Regions from separate parts of the Mus musculus genome. Here region 2 is linked to region 1. The links are chromatin loops, found by intact Hi-C in ENCODE. Cell type or tissue: heart. All regions are shown on one strand. Each heading gives the region's core, and the rest is flanking DNA. Links, peaks and the distances in the headings are about the cores only. Region 1 holds the start of Gcnt1 (glucosaminyl (N-acetyl) transferase 1, core 2). Region 2 overlaps Prune2 (prune homolog 2).

What was found. Peaks named below come from ENCODE experiments on the same cell type or tissue, not always from the same donor. Only the 100,000 strongest peaks of a DNase experiment are listed, where the experiment ranks them.
Region 2: a loop joins it to region 1, with 2.2 times the contacts of the local background. A loop is called at or near these places in 3 of 42 quality-filtered maps.

The regions. Positions count from the first base shown.
Region 1 is chr19:17,348,319-17,364,200 of GRCm38, reverse strand. It overlaps Gcnt1 (glucosaminyl (N-acetyl) transferase 1, core 2), which reads left to right and starts at 7,534. Exons shown (of 3, transcript NM_173442.5): 1 at 7,534-7,644. In heart, for the core only: a CTCF peak has its summit at 7,426; a DNase peak (open chromatin) is centred at 7,530; H3K4me3 peaks cover 2,533 bases; H3K27ac peaks cover 1,572 bases; H3K27me3 peaks cover 1,512 bases.
Region 2 is chr19:17,217,552-17,233,433 of GRCm38, reverse strand. Prune2 (prune homolog 2) reads right to left here. Exons shown (of 20, transcript NM_181348.4): 20 at 9,502-12,650. The coding sequence ends at 12,620. Among named protein-coding and RNA genes, the nearest start is that of Gcnt1, 130 kb to the left of the region's middle. In heart, for the core only: no CTCF peak of the experiment used is centred there; a DNase peak (open chromatin) is centred at 9,433.

The DNA of each region.
Region 1 (15,882 bases), core at 3,291-11,290:
AACCACTCTGGAAATCAGTCTGGCGGTTCCTCAGAAAATTGGACATTGTACTACCGGAGGATCCACCAATACCTCTCCTGGGCATATATCCAGAAGATGTCCCAACCGGTAAGAAGGACACATGCTCCACTATGTTCATAGCAGCCTTATTTATAATAGCCAGAAGCTGGAAAGAACCCAGATGCCCCTCAACAGAGGAATGGATACAGAAAATGTGGTACATTTACACAATGGAGTACTACTCAGCTATTAAAAAGAATGAATTTATGAAATTCCTAGGCAAATGGATGGACCTGGAGGGCATCATCCTGAGTGAGGTAACACATTCACAAAGGAACTCACACAATATGTACTCACTGATAAGTGGATATTAGCCCATAACCTAGGATACCCAAGATATAAGATACAATTTGCTAAACACATGAAACTCAAGAAGAATGAAGACTGAAGTGTGGACACTATGCCCCTCCTTAGAATTGGGAACAAAACACCCATGGAAGGAGTTACACAGACAAAGTTTGGAGCTGAGACGAAAGGATGGACCATCTAGAGACTGCCATATCCAGGGATCCACCCCATAATCAGCTTCCAAACGCTGACACCATTGCATACACTAGTAAGATTTTGTTGAAAGGACCCAGATGTAGCTGTCTCTTGTGAGACTATGCCGGGGCCTAGCAAACACAGAAGTGGATGCTCACAGTCAGCTATTGGATGGATCACAGGGCTCCCAATGGAGGAGCTAGAGAAAGTACCCAAGGAGCTAAAGGGATCTGCAACCCTATCGGAGGAACAACAATATGAACTAACCAGTACCCCGGAGCTCTTGACTCTAGCTGCATATGTATCAAAAGATGGCCTAGTCGGCCATCACTGGAAAGAGAGGCCCATTGGACACGCAAACTGTATATGCCCCAGTACAGGGGAACGCCATGGCCAAAAAAATGGGAATGGGTGGGTAGGGAAGTGGGGGGGAGGGTATGGGGGGCTTTTGGGATAGCATTGGAAATGTAATTGAGGAAAATATGTAATAAAAAATATTTTTTTAAAAAAGTATCTATAAATAAAACATGAAGAGTAATATAAGATATCTAAGACCCAGAAATGGTTGCACACACTTCCAATCTCAGCACCCAGGAAGCCAAAGGCTAGGGACTTGTAGGCCTTAAATAACTTGAGCTACATAATGAGCTCAAAGCCAGCTGGGAATAGGGCGAAGAAGACCTGTTCTTTTTAAAAAACCAAACCAAACCAAACCAAACCAAGCCAAGCCAAGCCAAGCCAAGCCAAGCCAAGCCAAGCCAAGCCAAGCCAAACAAAACAAAACAAAACAAAACAAAACAAAACAAAACAAGGAACTTTAGTTTTTGTGTGCACAAGGCAAAGAGCAGGTCTAATAAGAAATTCTCCCTAAGAACTCCTTGATTGTGGACTTCTAGCCTGGAGAATTCTAAGGAAGCTATGAGCAGCCGTGATAGCTGGGGCTGGAATCCCAGCACTGCGGTGGTCTGAGACAGAAAGGCCTTGAGGCCTACCCTGAAAATCCCAGACCAGCTTGGCTACACAGAGAAACCCTGTCTTAGGAAAGAGCAGGCTGAGGATTTGCCTCAGCAGCAGAACACTTGTGCAGCACGCACAGTTTCTGAATTCCATCTTCAGCAGGTACAACAAGAGAAGAGTGAGAAAATAAGTTCCTGCTGTACAGGCCATGGAATCTGAGGTGAAACTCAAAGAGCAGATGAAAGACACACACTTAGGTGCATCCTCTAGCAGGTTCAAGAAGCCCAATTAAGCCTGAGAATATACAGCTCACAATTTCGTTGGTTTGCTTGTTTGTTTTCAGGATCTTGTTCTTTAGGCTAGGCTATGTAGCATAGGCTGACCTCAAACTCAAACTGCTCTCTCTCCCTCTTCTAAAATGCTAGTACCAGAGGCATGAGCTACCAGGGCATAGCTCATGGTTTCTATAGCTACAGACTTCCCTGTAGCATACCTTTACAACCTATAAACATTAAACACATTATTAACAGATCAAAATGATGTATTCTCCCAGTATCATAAAAACAAGAGGCAAAAATTCTTTTATATAAACAGCTACCCTCTGTTATTCTACCTGACCTAAAAACACTCTATGGAGTTGTTAACGAGTATCCATTAATTAAACTGATTTTGTATAATTCTGGGAATGGGGATTTGTTTTTGTTCTTGTTTGTTAAAAAAAAATTTACTTAATTTTTAAAAAGTTTTATGTCTATGAGTGCTCTGTCTACATGTACACCTGCATTCCAGAAGAGGTCATCAGATCCCAGTGTTGTGAGCCACCATGTGGTTGCTGGGGATTGAACTCAGGATCCCTGGAAGAGCAGACAGTGCTATTAACAGCTGAGCCATCTCTCCAGCCCTATTGTTTCTTTTTGTTGTAATGGGTGCTAGAGAAAGTACTATAAGCCCTCAGCATCCCTCCCTCCCAAACTCCCAAGTTTTAAAGATAACTAGGGACCTTAGATATCATCAAGTTGATGCATTTCAAAATGTACCTACTATTCAGACAAAGCTCACGGACATAGTTACTCTGTTATATTTAACACATTTATATTTCCACAATATTTTCTATCAACTTTTCACATCCTTTTCTCTCTGCTACTGTGATGTGTGACTAGATGCTTGAATTCTTGCCTTGAATTCATTCAGCAAGGGGCTGCAGCCGGGACACATAAGACAAGTCAATCCTTTCTTCCCTTGCGTTGCTTTTTATCAGTGCTTTGTCACAGCACCAGAAGTGAAAGGAGAACTCCAAGGCTAGATCTTGTGATCAGGGTTGTGGGTTGGAAAGCTTGGGGAGGGAGCAGAGGCATGTAGAGGGTGGAAACAAAGGAAGACAGATCAGAGAATGCAGGCAGTTAGATAAGGTGAGGGAGCTGCTTGCTTGTGTAATGGGGTTGTGGGGCATACTTCAACTGTAATTTCTGGAGTGTTTGGTAAGACTGGGTAGAAAAGAATGTTTAAGAAAAAGCTAAAAACTCTTAATCCAGAGGTGGTAGCTCATACCTCTAATCCTAAATTTGGGAAGCAGAACCGACCAGATCTCTCTCTTGAGTTCAAAGTCCAGTCTGGTCTACAAATCGAGTTTGAGGACAACTAGGTCTACACAGAGAAGCCCAGTCACAAACACATACTCTTAAGAACTCTTTCTCCTTTCTTTGTTCTCTGTCTCTTTGATCTAGGAGCCATAAACAAAGCTAGAAAGGACACTGTCCCAAGGACTGGCTTTAGCCGTTGGTAAGACTGGACGGGAGACTAAGAAGAGGTTTTCTTCCTGGGGAGCTGGAAGAGGCTCTGTTAGGGGCTCTTACAGGCTTTATCCTGCATTTCAATACTTCCTTAGCCTGAGGGTGGATGATTCATCCAAAGGGTTGGAAGAGAGCTCAGACTATCGCAGTTTGACTAGTTTAGTGAGTAGGGGTATAGGAATGAACTCATCATTTGTGAGATAAGAATGGGAATGTAAGGTCTGCGTGAGGCCTCATCCGTAAGCAAAGAGGTTACCTATTGGTCTTACCTAAGTCCCTTGAGGACCAGTTAATCTCTGCAAGAGGTGATTTTTTAAATCTTCACCACCTTCCAGGAGGGCAGTGATGGATCAGGTTCACGTTGCTCTAGAGGAAAGCACACTGGGGAAACAACAGAATGCTCCAGAGTAGGGCTGTCAGAGAGTGCCAAGACTTGAGTTACTTTATTTTACACAGAACAATTTTGACCTAAGTCATTCCATTGTGATCATAAATGCCAAGGTAGAATGACTACATCTTGTTTATACAAGCACCCAGCTGCCATCTGCCAGTGCACCAGGAGCCGAAATCTGTTAAATAATTTATCTGTGCTGATAAATAATTACACATGAGAATATGTCGATTCATATCAGAAACTTCAGACAGACAAGCGTCTCAATCACATCAGATGTATCCCTCACCTGAGATGGTAAAGGGTGGGCCTTAAGACGGAGATATAGCAAGCACGCTGACATCACCTGGTCACTTGTGAGCTTTATCTAGGAAAACCGCCACAGCAAAGGAACTCTGTTCATTGGTGGTCTCTAGTTAAAGCCTGGTTTCTCCTGTGTGACCAACCCAGGGTGGCACACAAAAGCTTCTGCCGGCAGATCTGCAGGCATTTGACAACCATGCGCCTGTGTCCTGCCTTGCAAAACTTAAATGCTCCTCTGCAAAAAAATGTCCACGCGTATCTATCCGCTCTTTGCCTTTGCCTTCAAACACAGCTTGTCTGATTCAGGCTTAGTCAACACTGCCTGTCTGATTCAGGCTTCGCCATACACAACTTTGCGATGCGTCATGCGCGGACGTGTAAGATTAAACTGTAAAACAAAGGTTAGGTTTAAAAGTGAATGTTACATGGCAAAGCTGAGGGACGCTTAGGAAGGTAACTATGAGGGGTTGCAGCTGGCTATGAGCTAGTCAAGCTGACTGAAAAGAGGAAGGACTGAGCTCTTGGGGTGGGGTTAGGGGCTTGGGGATGCGGAAATGAAGTTGGTTTTTTCTGTAGGTTCTTGTGGTGGCCAGCAGGGAGCCCTACCCCCAACCCCCAGCCTCAAGAAGTAGTCTGCAAGGCACTGCTACTCTTTCTGCTAATATTTCTCAACACATTCTTGCATCTGAGGCATATAATTAAAACAGACTGAATTATAGATAAGGGCAGTTTCTAAGAAGGCTTTTTACTTCCTTCCGAATGGAAAGCACTGCAAGCTGCCTCACGCATGGGCAAGAGGAAGAGAAATGGTCGACTAGGAGTCACAGGTCCAGATGCCAGGCAGCCCTGAGCTACCGCTCTCCGCTAGATCTGCCCTTCGCACTGGAGGATGCTCTTGTTTTCTTGCCTGCTGAAATAAGCCTCAATTCCTGGCTTGCCCTGCTTGCATCCTGCTGTGAATTCTTCCGGAGCAGAAGTTAGAGATGGAGTGCAAGAAGAGACGCATCTCCCCACCCATGACTTCAGTAATATTAGTAATTAAGTTTGGCGCAAAAGAAGTTATGATTGCCGATGGTTGGCGGATACCAAGCAAAATCAGGAATAAATAGAGAATTAAAGCCAATGAAGTGGACTTCGGGAGTTGAATTTATATCCTTCTAATACACGATGACATGGGAAAAAAAAAGGCAAACACGTCTGTGTCTCTGACATAGCTCACTGACGAGTGTATTATATATACTACAGTTCTCTGATGATATTTATAAAAGGTTTTACGGGGGGCCAGGAAATGGTTCATCGGTTAAGAGCACTGACCCACTGCTCACCAAGGTGTTGTGCAATAGTTACTTTCCTCTGAGATTGAAGCATTCCATCCTGCAGGGAAGCTCCTTAAACTGGAAAGTAAACAACTCAAAATTTCTGCAGGAAGTCCCTCAGACTGAGCAAATTCACTAGGTGTCTCTCCTTGCCATACTCAGCAATAGAAGCTGAATGCTCTTCTCAAAGGAAGCCGAGCTGCCAAGACCCTTGAGTCTCGGACCAGCTGCCTGGAGGAGGTTTAAACCAACCTAGGTACATAGAAGGACACTCTCCATCCTGTTGAGCTGCCTACAGGCTGTGCCGTGTGCTCCAGGGTCCCAGCTTCTGTGAGCTGTATGCACTGTGTGTGTCTGGTATACGTGGAAGCTAGAAGAGGGTACTAGATCCTCTGAAACTGGAGTTTCAGGTGATTATGAGCTGCCATGTGGGTGCTAGAAACCAACCCCAAATCCTCTGCAAGAGGAACAAGTACTCTCCAGCCTTAGACTTATTCTAAAAGCTGACAATGCACATTAAAGTTAGAAGGTCAGAGGCTGACTCAGTGGTGTAGCTCAAATAATCAAAGCATTTGCTTAACATGCCTAAGTCCCTGGTTTCCATTACAGTACCCAACTGAAACCAAACAAACAGAAAACAACACAACGGAAAAGGAAGAGGTGTGTGTGTGTGTGTGTGTGTGTGTGTGTGTGATTCTTATAGATATTGACAGCTCAAAACACACTTAAACTACATAGGATAAACCTCTGCAGGGCAGATTAGTCCAGAAAGGATGGGGGAGACAGCTCTTTCTCATGAAAACAAATGACAGGCTGACGTTCAGATGTCACATCCTGACATTCCGTGTGCATGACAAAATAAATCATAAACCTCATGTGGGAAAGGGCTCATGTCCTTTCTCTGTTCTAGACCTAACACATAATCCACTATAAAAGGAGCTGGAAGTGTGGCTGGTCTTCTAGATGATCCCAGTTCAATTTCTACCACCCGCAGGGAGACTCACAGCCATCTGTAACTCCAGTTTGAGAGGACCAATGGCCTCAGAGGGCACTGTATGCATGTGATGAACATACAGACACACAACACATCCATGCACATAAAATAATAATGGAATTAAACTTAGAATGCATTATAACATTACTTTTCTGCATAAAATTAGAGCAAGAGAGCGAAAACTGTCACTGGAGGGGAAATCTCTTAAGGAAAGGGTCGAGGTTGAAGGAAGGAATCATTAACTCCCAGTTCATTGTTTCTGCAGGTGGCCAGAGCTGATGTTGCTTTCCCCTGGAAGACTCCAGGGAAAGGGGGAGGGGCAGGGAACAGGGACAAGGCAAACAAAGCAATCTTCCAAGAGTCAACCCCTAGAATAGAAGAGAGGAAGGGGCCAAGCTTAGCAGAAAGGACACATGGGGCTGGAGTTGGCATGAACTGGGGTGTTATTGTTCCACTCAGTAGACACCACTATCTCCTGTTCTGTTCTGTTGCGGGCAGTCCTTGGGGCAACCTCTTCAGATCTACAGCCCAAGAGGGTGAATTTCACAGATTGGTGCTTCCAAGACAGCTCAGCCTTGCTTTCTACACTCCCACGGATAATGTCTTCTATCCTTGAGGGGCACTAAGCATGCTCACCTGAGACCCACATGCTTGCAAACTTGTAGTTTCTCTAATCTGTATATTTGTGTATTGTTTACTATGTAAAGCATAACGTGTAAAGTGAGTTAGTACTACGAATTAAAGTGCGAAAGAGGAACCAGCTTTCAAGTAAAATCAGGATTACTTGGCAAGCTGCAACCAAAAAACTGACATTGCTTGTGAATATATTGGTTATTCAATAAATTCTGACATTCTGGTAACACAAAATGAGATACAAGGTTTATCTAGAAAATGATAAGGCATGGGCGACTCTAAAGTTGATGCAGTATAAACACGTTGGGCATTTTAACTTTTTACTTATTTTTAAGATCAGACAGGACAACAGTTGGCACATTTCCTGCTTCAGAGGAAGAAGACATAAAAGTTCTTAAAAGATCCCATCCAGGTAGCTTGTCCTTGGCCCAGAGAACCAAGAATTCTTAGGAAGCAAGAGGAAGTTTGGATTCTAGTTTTCTTCCCGGACAACTGCAACTCCCAGAGGGCGCCCTCACCTCGAGCGGTGGCCGCAGGTGGGCGAAGTGGAACCGGGGGCGTGGTCTTAAGGGTGGGCCTGGGGGCGTGGTCTCGAGGGTGGGTCCTAGGGCGTGGCGCTGGCTCGGAGGTCTGGAGCGCAGAAGGCTGAGCGCGCCAGTATCCGCTTGGCGAGCCGATCCAGCACTGTTTCGTGCGCCCTGCAGGCACAGGCTCCAGGTAACCTAGGCTGGGCCAGCGGTGGGGTTGCCCGGCAGAGTTGGACAGCACCGAACCGGATCTAACGGGCGGGACGGGCTGCACCAAGGAGGCAGTGGTGCTGGAGCAGGGAGAGGGCGCTTGGTTCGGGAACCCGGCTAGGATGGAGCAGGAGTCCTCTTAGCACTCTCCTTCCGGTCCTTCGGTGGGACGCGGATACACACGTGGCATCTAGAAGTCACTTTCTGACCACTCTTTCCCGGACTGGTGCAATGAGTGAGGGCTTAGAAATCAGGGTTGGTTGCAGGCATGAAAAGTAGAGACGAACGGTGTCTTGGGCGCCAAAGACTTAAACTTCGTAAGGCCACAGGCCAGTGTAGAGACGTTTGTGACTCCCTGTTAGAGCGCCGACCGAGAAGCCGACGCTGGGGCAGAGAATGACTACTTTAGGGTGATTGCAAACAGACTGGCCAGTTTGGGGTCCAAGCAGTCGCCGCTCTTCCTCTTGCCTTGGGCTGCAGGTCTGTTACAAAAACGGGTAATTCTTCTTAGACATGTTAGTTCTTTAGTTTTTGCTTTTTCTTGGGTTATTACTTTTTCTTTTCTTTTTTTTTTCTGCCTTCCTCCCTCCCTCCTTCATTCCTTCTCTCTTTCATGTGGCTTCGAACTCAAAGAGATCTTCCTGCTTCTGTCTACCAAGGTTAAAGATGAGCGCCATCACACCTCAAGAGTGAGAAGAAGTCCATCTCATGCGCATAGCTGCTCCCAGTCTTAGTTCTTTCAGTGCAGAATAAAAAAATGCAACCCCTTTCCCCGTGCAACTGTGGAGGATCCTCCAGTGGAGGATCCGAGCTTGGCTCTGCAAAAAAAAACAAGTGTCAGCTTGGTGTGTACTCTTTATCTTTCCTTTTCGCTGCAGAAGAGAACTGCTTTGTTACAAATAATGGAGCTAGAGGCAAACTGGTAGGTAGGAGGTAGTGTTCAGAGAGAGCACTGGTGCGTTGACTTGAGAAGGAGGGTGGGTGGGGCTGTGACCTGAATTTGGTGAGTGGTGGTGGGGGAGCAATATGATTTCTTCCTCTGGCCTGCTGCCCCTATTTAGAGCTGTTCTGAAAGGCGGGTTTGTCTTCTGGAAAGGAAGAGGAGGGGTAGACAGTTTTGTTTTGTTTTGTTTTGTTTTAAAGATCAGAGTAAATTATCTGTTAGTAGACAGGGACCCCTCTGCAGAGGATTGGAAGAAGGTTTCAGTTCTGGAAAGATGGAAAGCTACAGGTATCTCTGCTTTCCTTTTTCCTTCCTTCTTCCTTCTTTCCTTCCTTCCATCTTCCTTTCTTTTTCAGGTTTTAAAGGGAGGAAATCTAGCTTTCTTAGCAATGGCTAATTAGGAAATTAGGTGGTAGGAAAAAAAGTTAGTACTGTTGGAAAGTCTTTCCTGAATGTCAGAGGCAGTTTTCTGTTAGTTGGTTGGAGACAGGTTCTCACTGTGCAGCTCAGGCTGTCATCAGAGTCTGGATCGGCTTCCTGAGTGCTGGAATTTCAGGCATATGTAGCACACCTGCTGTTTGCTACGGACTGTGTAGTATTTCAGCTGCACTGAGTAATGCAGCCTTGTGTATGGACAGATAAGGATCCCTGGGTCTATTTTTAGTATTCATATTAACAAATGAGCAATGTGCTTACAGTTCTCGGTCAGGACGTCAAATACCCAACTCTGCTGGAAAGGGTGTTTGTTCCTAGGTGACTGTTGTAAATCAGGTGTGGTATATTCTTGTGGGGACTATATTCTTAGCTTTGATGATGGAGGTTTGGTTTGATACTGTCAGGTTTCCCTTGGAGACAAATATCATGTGTGTTTATAGCACTGCTGACAGTTTTGACCAAATAGATTTTATTTTTGTGATGGGGTCTGTTCAACCTGCAACTCACTATGAAGCTCAGAGTGACTGTGAACTTCTAATCTGTCTGCACCCACTTCCCAGGAGCTAGAATTGTAGGCGAGCGCCACCAACCCCCTTATATGGTATTGGGGACCAAACCCTGAGCTTTATTCCTGGCAGGCAAGTACTGTACACAGCACACTGTAGCCCTAGCCCTTGGCCAGATGGTTTTTGTGACAGGAGACTGTTGTGTACGTTACAGGACTTTTACCAGCATTCCTGTACCCACTGGGTGCTCCAACCCCCCCACCCCCCCACGCCAGTGACAATAAACTCACATGGCTCCAGACATTGCCAAGGATTTCCCTATGGAGCAAAGTAGGCCTCTGAGAATTGAAGTTGGTCTACATAGAAAATGCTCTAAGTATCAATGGACTATTGGTTAAGTACTTCCTACCAACGAGTAGAGAAGCTATCAGTAAATTAAAATGCCTTGAAATATAAGTCTTTTTTTTTAATTACAAAGTGCAGAGAGTTATTATCCCCTGTAAATGGCTTCTGTACCCTGCCAAGTTTTACCACCACAGAAATTTCAGGTGTTTATGCCATTGTAAAACTTGATAAGAGTCTAGCATTAGAAACTCAAAGCTGGAGAAGGAACACGAAGGGACCGAGAGATGCCTTGGTGGTTAAAAGAGCAGTTGCTGCTCTCACAGAGAATCAGAATTCTGTTTCCTGAGCCCATGTTGGACGGCTCACAAGTGACGGTAAGTCCCACTTCAAAGGGTCCTATGCACGCCTCAGGCTTCTTTCGTTAGCTGCCCACACGAGCACGTAGTTATATACACACAGACACATGCACCAAAATAAATACATAAATAAATACTTTTAAAAGGAACTATTAAGCTAATTTTGATTTTTTAAAAAAAATATACTCAATGTTTCTCTCAGCTTTTTGAAGTTAGAGAAGTATCGGCTGACCGTGCATATTGAGTAGAGAAAGTTGACAGTCTGAAGTATCAACCCAAAAGAAAACTAAACAAGAATATTCAGTGCACACTTTTTATTCCTAGCTTTCAAGAGGCTGGGCTAGAAGGATGAATGGCTAAAGGTTCCCCTGGGCTACCTAGAGACCCTCCTAAAACAAGCAAACAGGATCAGCTGTGAATAAAGCCATTGTGGTGGCTCAGCAGGAAGAGACGCCTGCTGCCAGCCTGACTGTCTAACTTCAATCCCAGGATCCCATATGGTAGAAGAGAATCAACGTTTAGCCAACAGCATTCTGCTGTGCAGTTCTGTAGTCTGAGAACCCAACAGCTAATGAAGAGGACACCTTAAAATACATGTAGTAACAGATATGGGAAGGTATTGTGACCCCTTTTTAGGCCTTAGATCAATAAGCACAGAGAGGTAAAAGCCTAGCCCAGGCTATGAAAGGTGGATTCTTATCCAGGAATTGGTTGGAGTTGGCTCCTTCAGGAAGTAATTTGTAGAACTCACGACTAGGTACATAATTTGAAAGACTGTTTAAAATGTAAAAAACTTAGGCTGGTGGCAACAGAGTATTTAAGGGCCCCTCTGTGATGGACACACAGGTTGTGTATCAAGAGAAGTTGGCTCCAATAAAGCTCTCTCCATAACTAAATGGAGGATGGTGGCTCTCCCCCAAATGCAATGGCGCTACCACCAAACACTGGAATCTCTTGTTTTTGTTTTTCTCTGTGCCAGGCGGGGAGCAAACCCAGGGCTTTGCTCCACTTAGGCAGGCCCCACTCCTCTGGGCAGCCCCTCATGGAGTTCCTGAGTCATTGGTCTGTAATTTTCCATCCAGTTAGGAAATTCCTAAGAAATCCCCCCAAGATTTGCTTTTCTTTTGTTAATTCAGTAGCCTTCCTTCCTTGGGGTGCTGGGTACCCTCCTTGCTTGTTCAGGCAGGAGTTTACTGAGACAGGTATTGTTGGCTCTGGGTCTATAGCTACCATCATGACACAGTGAATGTTTCTGCATCTGTTCACTGCATCCTTGAGTCTGTTGGCTAGAGAAAGGCAGACAAGCACCCACTTAGTTGCATAGGTTATCCTAATCTTATGTGGTGGTGTTTGTTGAAAAGCACTGGGTGTTGTTTGTTGAGCAAGGGCCCCTTCCATGGTTTAGGGGAGACCTGCAAGATCTCTTTCGCTGCAAGTTGTGTTTGCTATTTAACATATCCAAAAAGTGAACAGGAAGCAACCAGATAAGTAAGGGGATAGGTTTCTAGGAGAAGAGTGTTGTGCTCAAGAGGAAAATGATTGGGATGAAGCCTTTGGGTCATTTGTAGAATCTGGGATGTGATGGTAGGGGTGATACCCACTGCTGGGATCTGGGGTGGGGGGGGGTCAAATGATCATACCACAGCTGGTTTTTTTGTTTTGTTTTTTGGGTTTTTTTTGTTGTTGTTGTTGTTTTGTTTTGTTTTGTTTTTTCGAGACAGGGTTTCTCTGTATAGCCCTGGCTGTCCTGGAACTCACTCTGTAGACCAGGCTGGTCTCGAACTCAGAAATCCTCCTGCCTCTGCCTCCCGAGTGTTGGGATTAAAGGCGTGCACCACCATGCCCGGCTCATACCACAGCTGTGAAGGGCACTGTTTGAGGGGTGGGTACTGCTGGTACTCGTGGCACCCTTGTCGGGCACCAGTGTGAGAAGAGGCTTCAATTCCTCATCCAGACAGCCATGTAGCTCAGCCTGTGCACTCATGTTCAGCCACCCAGGAGGGTAGAGTGGCTGTTAGCAAACAGTGCCACCCAGTGCCCCTACAGTCACCCAATAGTGTGATGGATGAACTATAATAGGCGAGAGAATGAGACTTGGTTTGTGGTTGAAATCAGAAATATAGTGGTGATTAACTAATACTGTTGATGGGGGTCGGGGGGTAGCAAGATGACTCAGACGTTTGCGGTGTGGACATGAGAGTGGGGTGGGTTCGGGTACGGAAAGCAGCATTTATGGTGCTGGAAGCACTGGGGGGGTGGTGGGAGGTAGGTGGAAGGGTTGATGAGGTTGGCACCAGGTTGGGGAGAGAAGTTGATTCCCCTTTGGAGCTGTTTTGCTTGTGAAACAACCAAATGGAGCGGAGAAGCTGGCAACTAGAAAGATCTAGGATGGAAGTGTCTGCAGACCTGAGTATTAAAGCCTCCACAGAGAGGAAGGGTCTTTTCCGGCAGCTATAGACCATTCCCTGTGCTGGGACGCCAGTGTTCATAGGAACCAGGTACACATTCAGGGTAGGCGGAAAACCTGTTGTCTGTGCTTTCTGGGGCTTTGTTTGCTTTTGTTTTTGTTTGGTCTGGTCAGAATTGAGCTGGGAGACATTACATTTGTTTATTTGTTCTGGAAAAGTCTGGTAGATAAAATCTGGCGGATAAGGTATGGGGAAATAGAAGGTGGGGCCAAATTCCAGAGATGATAAGGATGTCGGGGGCAGGGGTGGTCCTGTGATAGGAGAGGGAGGAGGGATGAAGATGTTTTATATCTGGGACTCAAGACTTCATCTCACTTTGCTCGAAAGAAAGAAGCAAGATCGTGAGCTGAGTTTGTTTCTGAAGTAGTGTATTTCTTTCTTGAAAGTGTATTTTTTAAAAACAGCTTCTTCTTTTTTAAAAACTATTAATTTTGCTGTGCCAGGGATTGGATTCATAAAAGACAAGCACTCTTCTACTGAACGGCAGTCCAGCCTGTTGGAGTATTTTCTGGTGCCAAGGTCCATGACTGAGCTCTAGGAAAAACTGTTTGGAATGGTGTTCTCTGCTGTTGAGTTAATTTGTCCCGGGAAGAGGTGAACAGAAACCCTGCTCACTATAGGTGGGGCCCGTGATGGACTACAGGGTCCCACCTCAGTCTGTCTTGATGAGACAGTGGAGATACGGGTGAGGGGTAAGGAATGTAGGTGGGCCGGAGAGTGGCCTCACTCCTTTCTGGACCTAGGGTGTGGTCTCACTCCTTGGAAACTTTCTGGACCAGTCACAGTGTTTTGTTTACACTGAACGTCTTAGCTTCCCCTGCTATCCTGGTGACCTAGGGTTTTTCCGATGTCGTTTTGTAAACAGTGAACCATTTGATATGTTACTTCATATGCCACCAAAATCTTGTCTATGGCCACCGTAAAGACAAGAAGTACCACTCTCCCTTTAGAAGCCCACATCCAATCTGGATATATTGTAGTCTTCCCCCAAGAACCTTTGTGTCTGCCAACTCCTGTTCTTAAATTCCACTAGTGGTCTCTGACAGGACTTTGGGAGCTGCTGTGGCGACCATGTGGAGCTGAGTGAGTGTCTGCCCTGCACTGAGCTCTGCTTCCTACCTTTCAGCCTGTGCTTGGGTGACTAATGTCAGTGACACCTGACATGGGTCTTGGCAATTTTGCCAAGGTGACCAAAGGACTATCTTGAGTGCCATTCATTAGAAACATTACATTTAAAGTTTTTGTTGTTTGTTTTGGATTTTTTGAGACAGGGTTTTTCTGTGTAGCTCTGGCTGCCCTAGTACTCATTCTGAACTCAGAACTCAACTGCTTCTGCTGTATCTGATTCCAGAGTACTGGGATTAAAGGCATATACCACCAATGCCTGGCTACACTTACATTTTTGAGATAGAGTTTGTTATTGACCTAGTGCTTGGTGATAAGGCTAGGTTCGACTTGGCTAGGCTAGCTATTTAAGGAGCCCCAGAGAAGCCCCAGAGATCTGCTTGTCTCTTTCTTTTCAGTGCTGAGATTACAAAAGTGTGTCACTGTGTCTAGCTTCCTCGTCCTTTTGTTCTTTTCCTTAACATGTTTTCTGGGGGTGGAACTCAGGTCTTCATGCTTGTCGAGCAAGTATTATACTGACCCTGACAGAAGCACCCCACCTTGATGCCTCAGGCTTATAATCACAGCAATTAAGCTGGGCTTAGGGAGGAATTAGTGGATCCAAGGAGCTAGCTGGGCAGAATCTGCATACATACTTGAGGTTCAGTGAGATACTATGCCTCCAAAAAAATAAGCAGGGGAGTGACTGACTGAAAGATACCTGATATTGACCTGGTTTCTACATGCACATGTCTGTGTACCCTGCTCATACATGTGAACATGTACACACATAATGATCAGACTGTGAAGAGTGATTGGTACAGTGGGTTATCCTGAAATATATAATATGTATTATATGTAGTATATAATCTTATATATAGTAATATATCTAATGTAATATATGTAATATACTATACTATATTATTATATTACCTCTCATGTATATCATTGTGCTCATAAATGCAATTATTTGTCAATTAAAGTGTATTTATGGGGTGGGTGTATAGCTCAATGGAATACTTGGAATGTGGAAGACCTCAATTTTGATGCCCAGCTCTGCCCAAAAGTAAAATAAAAACTTCCCATGTAAACATGTGGCAAGGCTATAATGACTTAAATGTCAATGTGATATTTTACTCTATCATCCACTCCTTTTGTCACATGGTGGTCACATGCTATTGTTGAGAATCAACCTATGCCATTTTGGTTGTCACATAGTGGTCACATGCTGTTTGTTGCTGAGAATCAGCCTAAGCCATTTTGCTTGCCTGTGTAAGCCCATCGGTGAGTGCGCCTGCTATCCGGGCAGCAGTGAGAGAACAGGTAAAGGTGAACATTGAAAAGCAAGTCTCAGGTCAATGCTGTTACCAGTGTGGGCTCTGATTAAGCCTTCTGTGAAAGGCCAGCTGCAGGATTCAGCTGGAGTCAGGTAGTTAAGAATTTTCTGGAATCGGTCACTGGACCTAAGAATGTGCCTAGGGCACTGTCACACTTGCCAGGATTGCTTGCTTGTCATTGTAAGGGGAATGCAGAACTGGCAGGATGTATGTCTAACCTGCAACAGTTGGAGCACTAGACCTCAATTTGTTAATTTGTAAGGTAGAATTCGACAGTGAGAACGAGGTTTTAATTCCTTTCTCTGATTAATAGAGCCTTTAGGACTTAAGAAACCTTCCTGTAGTTGCCGTTTGGCCTTTCCTAATCTACACTTGTATGTCTTATAGCATGAGTGTATGTGTATGTGTGTGTGAGGGGTTGTCTCTGTGGGGGGAGTTCTGTTTCTGGGGGGGACGGACGTGTGTGTGTGTGTGTGTGTATGTGTGCATACTTTTGTACATTTATACACTGCTAGGGATCAAACGCAGGACCTCTGGTATGCTTGACAAATGTTTACTGTTGATATAAATTCATCTTTCTGATGAAATATTTTTGAAATAAATTATATAGAATGTAACAGCAAACTTCTAAACTCCCTGAACATAAACTGTGACAAAAAAAAAAATGCATTAAAAAAAAAAACTCCAAAAAACAAAAACATGGGGCTGGAGAACTTGCTCATGG
Region 2 (15,882 bases), core at 4,963-12,962, 130 kb after region 1:
CCATCTTCTGTAACCAGGCAAGGCCTCAAGTGGAAGGATTGGGAGACGGATTCAGCCACAAAACCTCTCACCTACAGTCTGTCCTGCCTGCAGAGTGTGCTGGGACAGGAGTCTAGCAGAATTGTCATCAAAGAGACCACAACTGATGGGAGCAGATGTAGAGCCCCACAGCCAAACATTAGGTAGACCTCAGGGAGTCCTGCAGAGAGCAGGAGGGAGCATCAAAGGAACTAGAGGGGTCAGAAACACACCATGAGAACAGAATGAACTAACAAGGACTCACAGGGGCTTACAGAGATCAGGGAGTCAGTAGGAGTCTGACCTAATCGTCTGCATATATTCTAATGGCTGAGTAGCTTGCTGTTCTTGTGGAAATCTTAACAGTGGAAGCAGGGGCTGACTCCTTTGCCTACCTGTGGAGCCTTTCCCCCTTACTGGGCTGCCTTGCCCAGCCTTGGTGTGATGCTATGTGCCTGGTCTTATTGTAGCTTGTACTGCCCTGTTTGGTTGATGTCTCTGAGAGGCCTGCTCTTTTCTGAGGGGAGGCACAGCAGAGATGGATCTGGGGAAAGGGGGTGGTGGGGAGAGACTTGGGGGCCAGGGAGGGAAAACTTCGATCTGGATATAATGTATGAGAGAAGAATGAAAACGATAAAGAAAAGAAAAAGTGGGGTCAATAGCTTTTTGAGATGGAAGTGCTTTCTATTGCAACATGACCAATTCCTGCTTATGTAGCCCTGGGGGAATTATTGAGCCAAGGACAAGAAGGTTTCATTCAAAACTGCTGTGGTTGGCTCAAAGAAACACACCTGGCTGAGCTCAGTGCACCGCTACCTAGAACTGTGCATCCAAGAACCAGGTGTGCCCCAGTGAGTTTCCTGCTGAGAATCTGGCTTGGCTTGGTATTCCCTGGCACGGGGAAGGTAATGGGAAACTCCATAGGGATTTGTGACCTGGGATCCCTAAATGGCAAGTACTTGAAAAATTACAAGCCAGTAAATCTCAGTTATGGCTAGCTCATCTGAAAAATGAATAAAACATCTTAGCTAAACCCACATGAGAAGAAACATTCAAGATGCTTGGGGTTTTGTTTTTTTTTTGTTTTTTTTTTTGAGAAATGCAAATAGAAAGAAAAATATTTTTCTCTCCCAGATGATCAAGATGAAAAGATATTCAAAGCCCAATATTGGTGAGCATTGGCAGAGAGCCTTTTGGTGGTTCGACTCTAGCTGGGTTCCCTGCACCCTCTTCTCAACTTTGTTTTGGCCCCAGCCTCTAAATCACTTGCTTGGCAGCATAGATGAGACTTAAGCAAACACCAACCTAGCTTCTAGAAGCTCAAAGCTATGTCCTCAGGATGGCCTCAGCCCCATCAGTGTGGCTGCTCAGCCCTGGAAAAGAACGCTGTTACTTAAGCTAGCACAGGCCCCTGACCACCCCTCTTAAACTGCACTGGTTAACAAGGGCTCAGAGTTGTGAACCTGCTCTCCATCCATACAGTTCAAGATAATCTCTTGTGGGCTTCTAGGAAATCAACTGAAAGATTTCAGCACTGAGAAAGATGTTCACAACACAAGATGTCCATACTGTCTCTCTATAGGTGGGTGATAGATAGGAATTTAAGTGTGGGTTTCAAAGGAGCCCATCCAGAAAGGTTCTCTAAGCTGAAGGGCAGGCTGCATGATTTTTACCCTCATTGTTGGCATCCTGTTCTCCTGTATTTAGTCGAAATAAGAAGAAAAGAATACAAGGATGTTTTATTTTTATGCTGAGAAAATGGATTACAACAGGAGAGCAGAGACACTCAGCTGGGCAAGGGGCCCGAGCTTGGTTGTGACTTCAGTTGTCTTACTACCCATCTCTGATACTGAGGCTGTCACAGTACTGTCACCTTCTGATTGGAGGTTCAAGTGATAACCCAGGAAGAGTTTGTGCCATTTTGCCTTTTTTTTCTCCTTCTCTGTATTTTTTAATTAAACATGCATCATGCTAACAAAGAACTAAAGCTATTAAAATGTGTTTGTTATTTTTATAGGAAAATTCAGGATAGCCAGTATAGATTTTATTATTTAAAAAGCTATACATATATTTATTTTACACTTATTTGATCATTTAGTTTGTATGTATGTGTGTGGGTGTGGGTGTTGGGGGTTGGGGTGGGGGATGCTCAGACAATAACTTGGAGCAATTGGTTCTCTCCTTCTATGATATGAGTCCTTGGGATCAAATGCATATGGCCAGGCTTACCAACTGAGCAGTCCTAGTATATATATATTTTTGAAAATCACTTTTATGGTAAGAAAGTAATTTTGAACATCAAACATTCAAGTACCTCTTCTAGTTGAAGCTGTGGAGGAATCCTTTCTCCATTAAGTTTTACTAGCTGTAAAGCTATTTATGAATCTAAGAGTATTATGTTGCTCCAATATAAGGAGGCCTGGTGTTTTTGCTGGGGCCCCTGGGCAGGAGGTAACCCTTTCCGGTAACTTTCCAAACAGATGAGATCCACAGCCTGAGCTGTGTGGGTTTGCATTAAACCATCATAGGTGACAACACTTCAGAATAAATCTATCCAGAGAAATGGGTCAACCTGAGAGCAGAGAGAAGTTAAGTTTTGATCCTGGGTTCTTATTAGAATGGGAAGTTTGATTTGATTCAATTTAACTTTTTGGTTGAGTTTCTGCTACTTACTTCCTCAAGGATATTAACTAAATACATGACCTGGGACATTTTCCGTGTCTCCTTAGCTTGAAGACACACCTCCTGTCTATGACCTCTATGACCCTGGGCTTGATCCCTGACCAGAAAGGAGTGGGATGAGCATTTTGTTGTATGTAATATGTGCTAAAGACCAGGTTGTTGAAAAGCATTTGTTTATGGAGAGTGCCTGTGTCTATAGTGCTTACTTTATTTGCCTGGGGCATCTGTATCAGTCATGTTTTTAGGGTTCTTAGGTGAAGATATGTTCTTGACTGGGTACCAAAGGTCTAACCAGCTGGAAGAATATCTGTGGGATGGAGCTAGGGTTGAAATATATTTACTCATGAAATATGTGAACTCATGGGTTTCAATACTTGTAGATGTAGACATATAGACTTTGTGTGTGTGTGTGTGTGTGTGTGTGTGTGTTCTCTAGCTCTGTGTACTCACAGTCCTAGGAGTATTGATTTCCTGCTTAATAGAGAACACAGTCAACTAGAGCTCTGGAGACAAATTGGGAAATTCCCAGGCTGGGCTGTAGATAGTAGCAGTCACATTTAGAATATCTTGTGCCAGAGTAGGGAGTTGTTCCAAGACTCATGAGGACTTATCAATGCACACAGAAGCCACTCTGAAGGAGCCAGATTACAGGGAACAATCGGAGAACCAAAATAAATAGTCCCACTATTTATTTAGTCTGGCAAATAAAGTAAGCTTTTACAAGTTCATAGCAATACATGTAAAATGAAAAGTTTGATGAGCAACTAGGCATATTCAGATCCCCATAACAACAAAGTTTTCCTTAATGATAAGGGACAGAAAAAGATTTTTTTCCAGTTGGAAACCTTCATCAGCATTGCCATAATTAGGTATTCAAAGTGAGCATCTGTAGGGAGTAGTTAGACAATCGTAAGTCAGTTCTGACATCCTACTGCCAAAGACCGAGTAACCTGAATCACACAGCCACAGCCACACCGAGAGACACCAAATGGAACAACTCTCACATTCACAAATGTCAGGGCTGCAGAAGTCATGGAAAGCCAAAGAATCATGCCAGATTGAAGGAGATGAAAGAGGCATAATGACTAAGTATTAATGTGGTCTGGATTCTGTCTTTTTCTATAAAGGACACTTATTGAGACAATGGGTGAAACTTGAACTACACAGGGATTGAACAGCATCATGTTGTAATAATTTCTTTGTAGGCAGAATGGAGACTGGCCAACAGCGAGGAACTCTGTAGGTGACACACTCATAAATGCCTTCTTCCCTTTCCTTCTCCACCATTCCCTTCTTCTTTATCCTTTGCTGCAGGGCATGGAAACTGAGGCCTGTGAAATGTCATATGCTCTGAGTTATAGCCCCATCCCTGTTCTTGCAATGTTTGGGATAATCACTGAACGAAAATAAAAATGAAGGGGCTAGAGAGATGGCTTAGCAGTTAAGAGCACTAGTTACTTTTCCAGAGAACTAGAGTTGGGTTCAAGCATCCATATTACGTGGCTGACAACTGCCTGTGGATCTAGCTCCTCTAACTCCTGAGGATCTGACGCTTCTGGCTTCCTCGGGCATGTGCATTCATACTCACATGCAAACACAGACACTTACACATAATTAAAAATAATAAAATAAATCTTAAACAAATATACAAACAAACAAAAATCTAAAACCAAGAAGCAAATGAGGCAGAAATAAGTTTTGAAGGAGGATGGCAGAAGCTGCGGTAGTGTGGCTGACTTAGGTGCAGTACTGTAGCTTCATATTGCTGTGCTAAAACACCATGAGCAAAAGAAAGGTGGGAGAAAAGGGCTTATTTTATTTTCACTTTCACATCATAGTTCATACTTGAAGGAAGTGAGACGGAAACTCAAGACAGGAACCTGAAGGCAGGAACTGATGCAGAGGCCATGGAGGAGTGCTGCTTACTGGCTTGCTCACCATGGCTTGCTCAACCTGCTTTCTTATACACCCAGGACCACTCAGAGCTAGCAATGACCAGCTATGAAAATGTACCACAGACTTGCCCACAAGCCAACCCCATGGAACATTTTCTCAAATGGAGCTCCCCCTTCTCAAAGGACTACAGCACAAGCCACTACAGTGGCTATCAGAGTTAAAGAAACTTGCTTGTTGTTTGATGGGGCTAGCTAGTAGTAGCTTGGAGATGTGCAGCCTATCACAGAAAAGCGAGGACAGTGAGGAGGTGAAGGTAACAATATTTTTAGTGCTTTATCTGTATTAAGCCCTAACTGGAGCATTTAATTCCAATTTAACTATTATATAAATGTTAAGAATGAAATTTGGATCCATGTTGTAAAAAAAAAATGGACAAAATGAGGCGCTCAGAGGTTAAGCAACTTGTTCTAAGCAATACAAGCTAGCAAGTGAAACCAAAATTTAAGTGTCAGGGTATACAATCTCAAAGACAGTGAGAGGACAGAGAAATGGTACCATTGAGTTAGTGAAGACAGCTTAACCTTTGCCCCCAGACACTGAGAGGGCAAATGATTGTTTGCTGTCGAGATTGAGACCAGGATGTGAATAATTTGGAGAAATGTGTTTGTTGAATTCCTAGGGAAACAGAAGAAAAAGTAACAGAAAAAAAGATGGAGAAATACCTTCACTAACAAGTAAGAAGGAACAAGAGTCCAAGGAATTTGCAAAGGGATTGGAGTATGACAAACAGACTTTTAGGCTGGCTTCAACAATCCCTGCTTCTGGATTTGTGTGTCTTGTGTGACACTCTGCCATTGAGTGGGTTGAATTTATGGACTTGCATAGGATAAGGTAACAGAACGACTAAGAAAATATCACTTTTGTTATAGATGTCATTACCAAAGAGGAGGAGGAAGAGGAAGAGGAGGAGAAGGAAAGGAAAAAAGAAAGAAAAGAGGAAAGAAAGAAAGAAAGAAAGAAAGAAAGAAAGAAAGAGGGAGAGAGACAGACAGAGAGAGAGAGAGAGAGAGAGAGAGAGAGAGAGAGAGAGAGAGAGAGAGCACCTTCCATCTTGGTAGCCTCTGCTCCTTGCTATCTCTCCCTCTTAACAGGCTTTCCACGCTAGACAGGTTAACAAGGCAAACATCTGAGGGCTTCAGCTTACCGGCACTATGAATGCTGTTCTTCGTCCAACAATCCATCAATAAAGTGAAACCTGCCCAAAGCCAGGCTGCCGAGCTTGAAAATGAATTCTGCCTCGGGGAAAGGTTGACCAGGACTTGTTAGATACTCTAGGACAACACCTGTATAGGACCTGTGAAAGAACCCAGCTAAACTGTGCTTCGCTTTCTAACCCTCAGAAGCTGAAATAAGCATGTGTTGCTTCAGGGTGCCAGGTGATAAGACAGACTCTATTTTCAATCTTTAAGGGCTCCGTTGTCGTACATGCATTTGCTAGAATTTATTTATACCTCTCAAATCAATATTCGTGTCACTTCTACCATCATTTATGACGTGTACAGAGTACTGACAAATGCGCATTGCCTAGGACAGGAACTCCAGCTGCGGTAGAACAGGTGGTTATGCCTTGGCTTCCGTGTGCATACTATAAAAGTAGTACGGATGCAGGATACCATCTCCAGCCCTGTGACTTGTCTTGTGGAGAGATGACATGTGCAGTGGAGCATTGCTCTGGCCAGGGAAATATTCAAGCTGTTGGCTATGAGCTCAGTAAAAACATATTAAATAGGTGCTTTTAAACACACACACACACACACACACACACTCACACACACCTGTGTGTTGATCAGTTGATAAAAAATACTACAATCAGAGGCTTCTATCAACCCAGCCCTGTGCTTCTTCAGAGAGCCAACAACAACTTGGCAAAGGCAATCATGAACATGACAGACAACTGGAAAACTCATCTCATCAACTTAAGAGGGAAGAGTTTCAAAAGGATCAAGGCCAAGTGCCCAGGGCTGTATGTTCCTCTCTAGAGAAAAGACTGCAGAAATAGGGGAAAGCAGTCATTTCTGTCAAAACAGTTATATACTTAAAACAATCTATGGTTAAAAATATTATTTGATGGGCGGGAAGAACAGCTCGGCCCTAAGAGCTTTTACTGCACTTGCAAGGAACCTAAGTTTGATTTCCAGCACCCATGCAAATTGGTGCTCATAGCTGCCTGTAACTCCAGTTCCAGGGAGTCCAGTACTTCTTTGGCATCCTTAGTGCACATAGAGGCAGGCAGGCAGGCAGGCAGGCAGACAGACAGATAGACAGACAGGAGGACAAATGCAGGCATGTGAATAAAGATCTTTAAAGATAGTGATTTGGGGGTAACGATGTAGGCGAATCGCTCCATGAAGCAGCTCCCACTCTGTAATATCCAAAGCTGTGCAAGGTTCAATGCTTTGAAGGTCATCAGCTGAACCAAAGACTTCTTGCCTCTCTAGGATGATGAAATTGGGGTGGCTCCTGGCAAGGCTTCTGCACACCGACTCAGCCAACACAGGGAAATGTCTCAGGAGACGACACAAAGGCAAACAGCCCTTTGGAGACACAGTCTGCGTAGGCGCAGCTTTTCCATGACCTCCTCTGAAAGGCCCGGCATTGATGGCTGAAAGTCTAAGTTGTCCTTACTTATAAACTTTAGACTTAATTCCATACAACTCCTTTTTACTTGAATTATTAATTTGGCTTGCCATCCCACCCCTCATCACTCCTAAGAGTGTGCTTGAAAACGCATGGCTTTGCATAATGCCTGCCTTTGTTAAGCATGTGTGTTTGAGGAATTTTTTTTTCTTTCCCACCTCTGCCCTGTGACTTGGGTATTCCTCTGAATGCATACCTTGTTGTCCCTCACAGCTGGGCCATACTGAACAGTGTGCTCCCACCTCATTCTACCCAGTTCACCCCCACCCCTCCATTCCCACCACCGTAGGCTACAGCAGCAATATGACCCTAACTGTCCACGTTGTCACAGTCTGGCATTCTTTTGTCTGCGATGATCTCAGCCTTGTCTTTGTTTTTTCCATTCCTTGATCCTAATAGCCACCAGAGCTCATCCTTCGGTCCTGAGTCATTTCTGAGTTATAGGCAGCTGTGAGCCAACTTGCATGGGTGCTGGAAATCAAACTTAGGTTCTTTGCAAGAGCAGTAATAGCTCTTAGGACTGAGCCATTCTTTCAGCCCCTAAAATAACATTTTTAACCATAAATTGTTTTAAGTATATAACTGTTTTGACAGAAATAACTGCTCCCTTTTTGTTCATGTATTTGTTTAGTCAGAGTGCTGTGGCTATTGCTGTGCTAGGTGATGCTGGGGAATGGAACCTAGAGCTTTGTGCATGCATACTAGGTAAGCACGCTTCCAGCTGAGCTACTATAACCCTAGCTGCTGCTGCTGCTGCTGCTGCTGCTGCTGCTTCTTCTTCTTCTTCTTCTTCTTCTTCTTCTTCTTCTTCTTCTTCTTCTTCTTCTTCTTCTTCTTCTTCTTCTTCTTCTTCTTCTTCTTCTCCTTCTCCTCCTTCTCCTCCTCCTCCTCCTTCTTCTTCTTTAAGTATATTTTATTTATTTATTTTCTATGAGTACTTTTTAAAATTTTTTTGTTGGATATTTTCTTTATTTACATTTCAAATGTTATCCCCTTTCCTGGTTTCCCCTCTGAAAAACACCCTCCTCCATCTTCTCCCCCCTCCCCCTGCTCACCAACCCACCCACTCCTGCTTCCTGGCCCTGGCATCCCCCCACACTGGGTAATACAGCCTTCATAGGACAAAGGGCCTCTCCTCCCACTGTTGTCCCACTAGGCCATCCTCTGCTGCATATGCAGCTGGATCCATGAGTCCCACCATGTGTGCTCTTTGGTTGGTGGTTTAGTCCCAGGGAGCTCTGGGGGTAATGGCTAGGTCATATTGTTGTTCCTCCTATGGGGTTGTAAACCCCTTCAGCTCCTTGGGTACTTTCTCTAGCTCCTTCATTGGGAACCCTATGCTCAGTTCAATGGATGGCTGTGAGCATCCACTTCTGTATTTGTCAGACACTGGCAGAGCCTCTCAGGAGACAGCTATATCCAGGCTCCTGTCAGCAAGCACTTGTTGGCATCAACAACAGTGTCTGGATTTGGTGATTGTAAATGGGATGGCTCCCCAGGTGAGTCTTATTTAGTTAAAAACAATTACAGTGATGGTTTCTAACTCTGTTTTTGCCTAAAGGCTATGAAAGTTCAACAAAGACTCCAGAAAACAAAAAGGGAAACAAAGACAGTTGAGGTTAAAATGACACCCTCCTGTGTGTATGTGTATGTGTGTGCGTGCACGCACGTGTGCATGTGTGCATGTGCATATGTGTATGTGTGTATGTTCCTGTGTGTATGTGCATGTATGCGTATGTATGTGCACGTGTGTGCATGTGTGAATGGGTGTGTATATGTGTGTGTATGTGCATATGTATGTATGTGTGTGCTCACACGCATGTGTGTGTTTTGCTGGGGATTAGACACAGAACCTTGCTCATTCCAAGTGCGTGTTTCACCACGGAACTCTACCCCCTCTTCCCCAGCCCTTAGTATGCTTTACTTTAAAAATAAATATGTCACGAATAGGCAAGTGACAGAAAAAGTCACAATCAAGTAACCACGAAATGAGGGGACAGTTCCAAAGAGTAAATGGTCCATTTTAAAAGTACAGTGCAAAAGCCTCCAAGACATGAAAGGTAGAATTAGACAGAAAACAATAGGGTTTCGATGGCCAGGCAAGTCAAATGCACACTGCTTTTGCCTGTGGCAAGTGGCCAGCATATCATGTTCCTGCTAAGGGAAGCCACAGAGAGTTTCACTGAGTTGAAAGAGGAAACCACAATGTGTGGAATCTATTTTTATTTCTGAATTACACAGTAAGGGTATAGCAATACATTGTGTTCTTAACATATTTTCATATTTTTAAACCATACTATCCAGATAGAATTTATTTCTTTACCAAAACTCGTCTAATATATACTTTATTCTGAGCAATCCGATACACGTAGAAAACTCTTTAGATATAGAAAAGGTTAAGTTTGTGCACACCTAGATATTCCTAAAGTAGCAGACCACTGGGGCATAGTGATAAGACAAGGGTTGTGCAGAACCATGAAGGGACTCTCAAAGTTACATCCTAAGGATGTGTGCTAGGGAGGGTGGCCTCTTTGCTCATCAGTATGCCCTAGGGAGGAACCTTATATAACACTGTATGGCTTCAATAGGAACTTTGGGGTCTTCCTCCACCCCCAGTTGTTCTCACTCTTCAACAACTACCTTCTGTGAAGGTTTTTGTTTCAGCCTTAGTCAAAATCCAGCTAAGTACTAGCTGGAACTCAGAGTGAACACCACTCCTGCCTCAATGACCCCTCGGTGTTCCCTTAACTACAAATCTACAGGAAAAAGTGCAAAGCAGGTCCTGGCAGTCCAGACCAAAGCAAGAATGCCCAGGGTGCAGGCGCTACAGCTGAGCGACGTGAGAGTTACATCTACCTGTTTATGGGCTATTTTCCCAGAATTCCCTAGAAGCCTATTCATTTGATGAGCATGATAGCTTTTCTCTAGCACATGCAATTAAAGTAACTTGTTTTTTGAAGATAGTAAGATAACATGTGCTTAAATATTGTAATGGTATTACAGCCCATAGGATTTTCCAAATATCATTGACGTGAAACTGCTCACATTAAATTTACTTTGCCATGCCACACGAGTGAGTCATTTTCCATACACAGACTCAGAGAAAGTGTGAATGGTGTGCCTGTTTGCCTGTTGCCATGTCTGGTTGGTTATGAAAAGAGTCCCATGTCTACAGATCTGCTGAGCCAAACTCTGCAGTTCTCACAACAACATAAGTTTAACATGGCTAGGGGAAATGTGAAATTCATCTTCCAGAATGGAATATAAAGGAGTTAATATGTTAAGCAGGTGAGCGAATCAGGATATTGGGTAACTATATTCCTATCACCATGATGTTTGAGGTGGGCTTCCAAAGGGCAGGGCAGGCTGTGGGAGCCTAGATGATTCTGAGGTTTTTCTATCGAATTAGCAAAAAAAAAAAAAAAAAAAAAAAAAAAAAAAAAAAAAGAGAGAGAGAGAGAAGGGAGATTGAAAAAAAGACAAAGGTAAAAAAAACTAAGTTGAACAGGATCAACAGGTGAAAGTAAATAATGGAGCTTTATGAAGGGAAGGGAACCGACCGGCTCACGTATATTGTGTGAGCTTGTACGGAAGACAGATTGGAAACAGACATGAAGCAGATAAAGTCAGAAGACCTCTGGCACCTGGGCTAAGAAGCCTCCCTGTTGAGGAGACTTCTTCAGGGCTCAGAGTGTCTGCAGCTCTCCTACAAAGCCACCAGGCAGGGCCTGTCTTGCCAGCTGCTTGGTAACGGATGACTTTGAAGAGTGAGTGAGTCTAAAGAGTTTTCGGACATTTTCAGTTTGAGTCTAGCAATCCCATGCTTTAAGAGAGCCACACTTTTGTGAGAAAGACCCATCGCTTTTCTCAGTAGGCCACAGGTGATGTTTCACTGTCTGTAAATGTCGAAATTTTCTTTACAAGTCCAGATATGATGGTGCAAGCCTATAATAATACCTGCACTTGGGAGGCTAAGGCAGGCGGATTGCCACAACTTTGAGGCTGACTTGGTCTACATAGTGAGTTCTAGGCCAATTTGGGCTACATGGTGAGATCCTGCCTTGAAAGAAAATAAAAATGTTTTTGACAAAACCAAATGAGATTACAACCACCTCTGTGTACTCAGTTGGGGAAAGCATTTAAATAAATACTCAGAGCAGGGAGACCAGGGAGGGAATGGATATTTGGTCTCGTAGGGGTCAGCACACTTTGTTTTTTCTCCTGTAAAGATAGTGTTCTGGCTTTGTGAAGAACTGTCTGTTGTCACTGTTCAGTTCTGGTGGAGAATGAGTAAAAGAAGCTTCAGACAGTTAAGTGGTAATTTTTGTTTTCAACTGTAAGTGTGGAAGCCACCTTCTCTTGCTTTGGAGCCTTAGCCTCCTCGGTACAGCTTGCCAACCTCTGCTGGAGATCCACAGACTGGAAATTGCCGTAACAATTTAGGGGCATATAAAAAACAAGAAATGAGCTATTTCATAAAGGCTAGTATATACTTGTATTTAATTTTAAACTTCCTCAAGCAGATTGCTTTTGCAATGCATCTGAGTGTTAATTTTGGACGATTCGATGTTACCCAGTGATTTCTCAGTGGGCCACCTTGGAGTTGGACGAAGTGTAAAGGTTGGAGCCTGTTCTGTGGCCTGAAGCATAGCTCGTCTTAAGTTTCACAAGATGCAGTTCTTCAAAGCTCACTAGAAGATGATGTTGTAAAAGAGCAATTTACATGCAGAAATATAAAGTAAAGCTTGCATGGGTTAGAAAGCCCGGGTCCTTTTGAAAAACTGAAAGATGTGGACAGGAAGGGGGCAGATGCCTTAGCTGATGAGGATTTTATATCTGTCTGTCTGTCCTATTCAAGTTCAGCATTTCATAGAGTTCCAGAAAGCCATGTTCCTGGGACAAGGCAAGCCCTGTGCATCCTGAATCTAGAAGGAAGCTCTGTAGGGATTCAGTCAGTCTACAGAAACATATCCACATCTGTCTAACAGCAGAACTAGGCTATGCTTTTGGTAAAAACCAGTCTAAGGAACCAAGTCCCACTGCACCGAAGATTAGCATAATAGTAAAAATGGAAGGTCCATAAAACTAAACGGAAGGTTTAGTTGCTAAGGTTCAACTAAAATCATTGAGGCACGTAATTGGCAAAATAGGAAAAGACACAACATTTCATAGGATATGTTAACAGTAAACAAATTCTCTTTTCCTTGAAAGTTTCCAATGGCACCAGGTGGTGCAAAGTGGAGATGTCACCATCCCTGTTGCTTCCAGGTAGGTACGTCCCAGCAAAATCACCAAGCAGAAAGGGAGTCCTCCTCCAGCAGGCCAGCTACGGCTTCTCCTTCAGCTTCATGTCAATGCTGGGTTGAGGGGATTGGGGTGGGGAGAGAAAACACACCAATGAGGAAGAGTCAATTCAGGTGTCACTTGTTTGTATCTTTCTTCAAATAATTTGAAGAAATTGCCTAAGCTTTTTAAGCTGGAAAACAATCAGACAGTTGTTAAGGTTTTCTAGAAAATATTGACTATGGAGGCTGAAGGGATGGCCCCACGGTTAAGATCACTGGCTGCTCTTCCAGAGGACCTGGCTTTGATTCCCAGAACCCACATGGAAATCTACAACTGTCTATTTATTTATTTTTGAAAATGTATTTATTTATTTATTTTATGTATATGAGTAAACCGTAGCTCTCTTCAGACACACCAGAAGAGGGCATCGGATGCCCATTACAGATGGTTGTGAGCCACCATGTGGTTGCTGGGAGTTGAACTCAGGACCTCTGGAAGAGCAGTCAGTGCTCTTAACCACTGAGCCATTTCTCCAGCCCTTGACAACGACTTATCACTTGGGAAATTTGATACTGTCTGCTAGCCTCTGTAGGCATCAGGCATGCACACAGTGCACAGACATACATGCAAGCAAAAGACCCACATGCATATCAACAAATAGGGAAATAGATATATATTTTAAAAATAAACATATTGGTGCTGTTTCGTTTTTACAAAATTGCTTCTGAAAGCATTTTATACCTTTTCAAAAGGACCCAGGGATGAACAGCTCATGTTAAGTCTCAAAGTGAAATCAGATAAAGAATGTTACTGTGTCTTCCTATCTTGAGTGACCATTTTTCTTTCTTGTGATAGTCAGTTTTTGGCATCTACTTGGCTGAAGAGATGGTATGGCATGCTTCTGGGTGTGTCTGTGAAGTTGGCTGCCATGGAGTCTGGCCTAGGTGGTGAAGACCCATCTTTAATGAGTAGCAGTGTCTACCAGACTGGGTGCTGGATGGAACAGAAAACAGAAGAAGCCAGACAGAGCCTGTTGTCCGCTCACACTACCCCTTCCTGGCCAGAAGTCTTTTCCCCTGCAGGTTCTTGTGGACCTCAGACTCTAGGTTCTTCTGCCTTTGAACAAGGGCTCATTCCAGGAGCCTTCTAGAGAGCCTTCATCCCTGACTTGGGTCTGTGAACTGTCTCTGGGGTATCCGAGCCGCAAACTGCATTCTTGGCTCTTTCAGCTCCTCTCTAACATGGAATTAACATCATCTTGGATACACACACAGATACACAGGGAGAGAGCTAGAGCCACTGAACAGTTGGAGAGAGGACTCCAGTCATGATGCAAAGAGGAGCCAGTAGTGTGAAAGCAGCCTGTCAGGAAGTCTGGATTTCCATCTGCCCTTCTGACATATTAGTCCTCCTGGGGTGGACTTTCCTGTGGCCCATGTGACAAGCAAGTCCCTTCTAGTAGCTTTTCAGACAAAGCCATATGTATATTAGAGCTCCTGTTGGTCTAGGGTGCACAAGTGAAGTGTTTTTCCTTTGGAATTCCCTCAGCAACCACAGCAGTGTGTATCTGTGCTCACTTGCCCTCATGACCCACATCCGACAAGTTCCCATGTCTGGAATGTATCCCACGGAGATAGGTGGGCACAGCCTTTGTCACCTCTAGGAAGGAGTGGATCCACCCTGGCAATAATGAGAGTTTGAAGAGGCTCCTGTGACAGATATAATGAGGGACAGTTCAAAGGCGACCAGACACAGGGGTAACTTAGTTATTTCTTATGCCTTCAAGGATCTGACTCACTACCTGCAGGTCTTCAGTTGGGTGATGTCTTCTTTCATCTCCTGGACTCCATTATCTGTATTTAACATACTTTTACAAAACAGGACTTTAAAGAATGCATGTGGTTCTAGGGTGTTCTATGATGTACTCAGAAGTCAGTGCTAGGTCTGAGTTGGTAAGGGCTATCTAGGCCTTTGACAATACCCGATCCGTCACACCAGAATACACATCTCAACACTTTTTTTTTTTGTTGTTGTTGTTCATTTGGGGGTGGGGGAAGAGCGTGAAATCATTACTTTTTTTTTTTTTTTTTTTTGGTAACCAAATAGCTGAAAGACTAAAACCTGTTTACCTAGAGTAGAGAAAGAGAGCAACTGTGGACAACTTCCTGATAAACTGGTACAGGAAACCACTTTGCAGATTGCTTTTAAGACAACAGTTACCTTGTGGGGTTAATGAAGGCACTGATAATGCTTCTCATTCGTTTTCACCACATAGAACAATTGACCATCTCATTAAAAAATACATTACAAATAGAGACAGTCCTGCTTTAACCTTGTGGTATGGATGAATAAAACCCAACCCTAAAGTAAGGTAAAAAGCACTGAAGGTCATTTCCTATCAGTGTCCCTTTTAAGAATGACACTGAAGATCACTTCTGACCAGAACTGAAAGTACGTGGGGAATTCCTCCTGCCTGGGAAGATGAACTTAACTGACCACAACTGATTTGGCCCTGCGCAGAGTGACCTACCGTTCAGTGACAGGCTGGTCTCATTTCTTGCATGCACTAAAGGAGGTTCCTTACAAGACAAGTGGCAGTCCTGTTTAATAGCAGTTAAAAACACTTGTGTTTTATGGAGGAGGAGTGGTGAGGCAGGCAGAATGTTCCTTCTATCTGTAGAGAATGGGAGGCCACGACAGGACCCTTACATCTCCCTTCATTCTTAGCTGGACAGAGCTCCCTTGAAAGGGCCTATGCCCAATTTGCAGTTCATCCATTCAGTCCCAGCTGCAGGTGTAAAATGCTTCCATGTAGGTGGGATTCGTCCATCTCCCCAGAAGCCCAGAGAAGGTTAACAAAGCTAAGGCAAGCATGCAAGCAAGCAAAGAAATACAGGTCTGGAGGTCAAGCGAGAGAATTCTTGCCCACTCTAGTTCCTTGGATCTCTTCCTGCTGCTTAGAGAGATGATATGCCTGGTAGGTGCTCAGGAAAGACAGGGATGAAAAGGGAAACTTGTAGGGGATATGTTCTCCTAAGAATGGGAAATAACATCAGCAGTTGGCAGCTCCCTCCCTCCCACCCAGCTCTGCAAGGAGCCCACACAGGAATAGATGCATCACCCTGTACACCAACCCAAAATCCCTCTCACCAATAGAGAACAGACAAACAAGGCAGGCAGAGGAGTGGGTAAGCCCCAAGATGTAGCAGCAACAGGCCAATGAGGAGAAAGCTGAACTGTGAGTGTTGTTTGTGTTCAAGGGGCATTGCTTCTCAATGGGAAGGAACGCCCTGTATTTGAAAG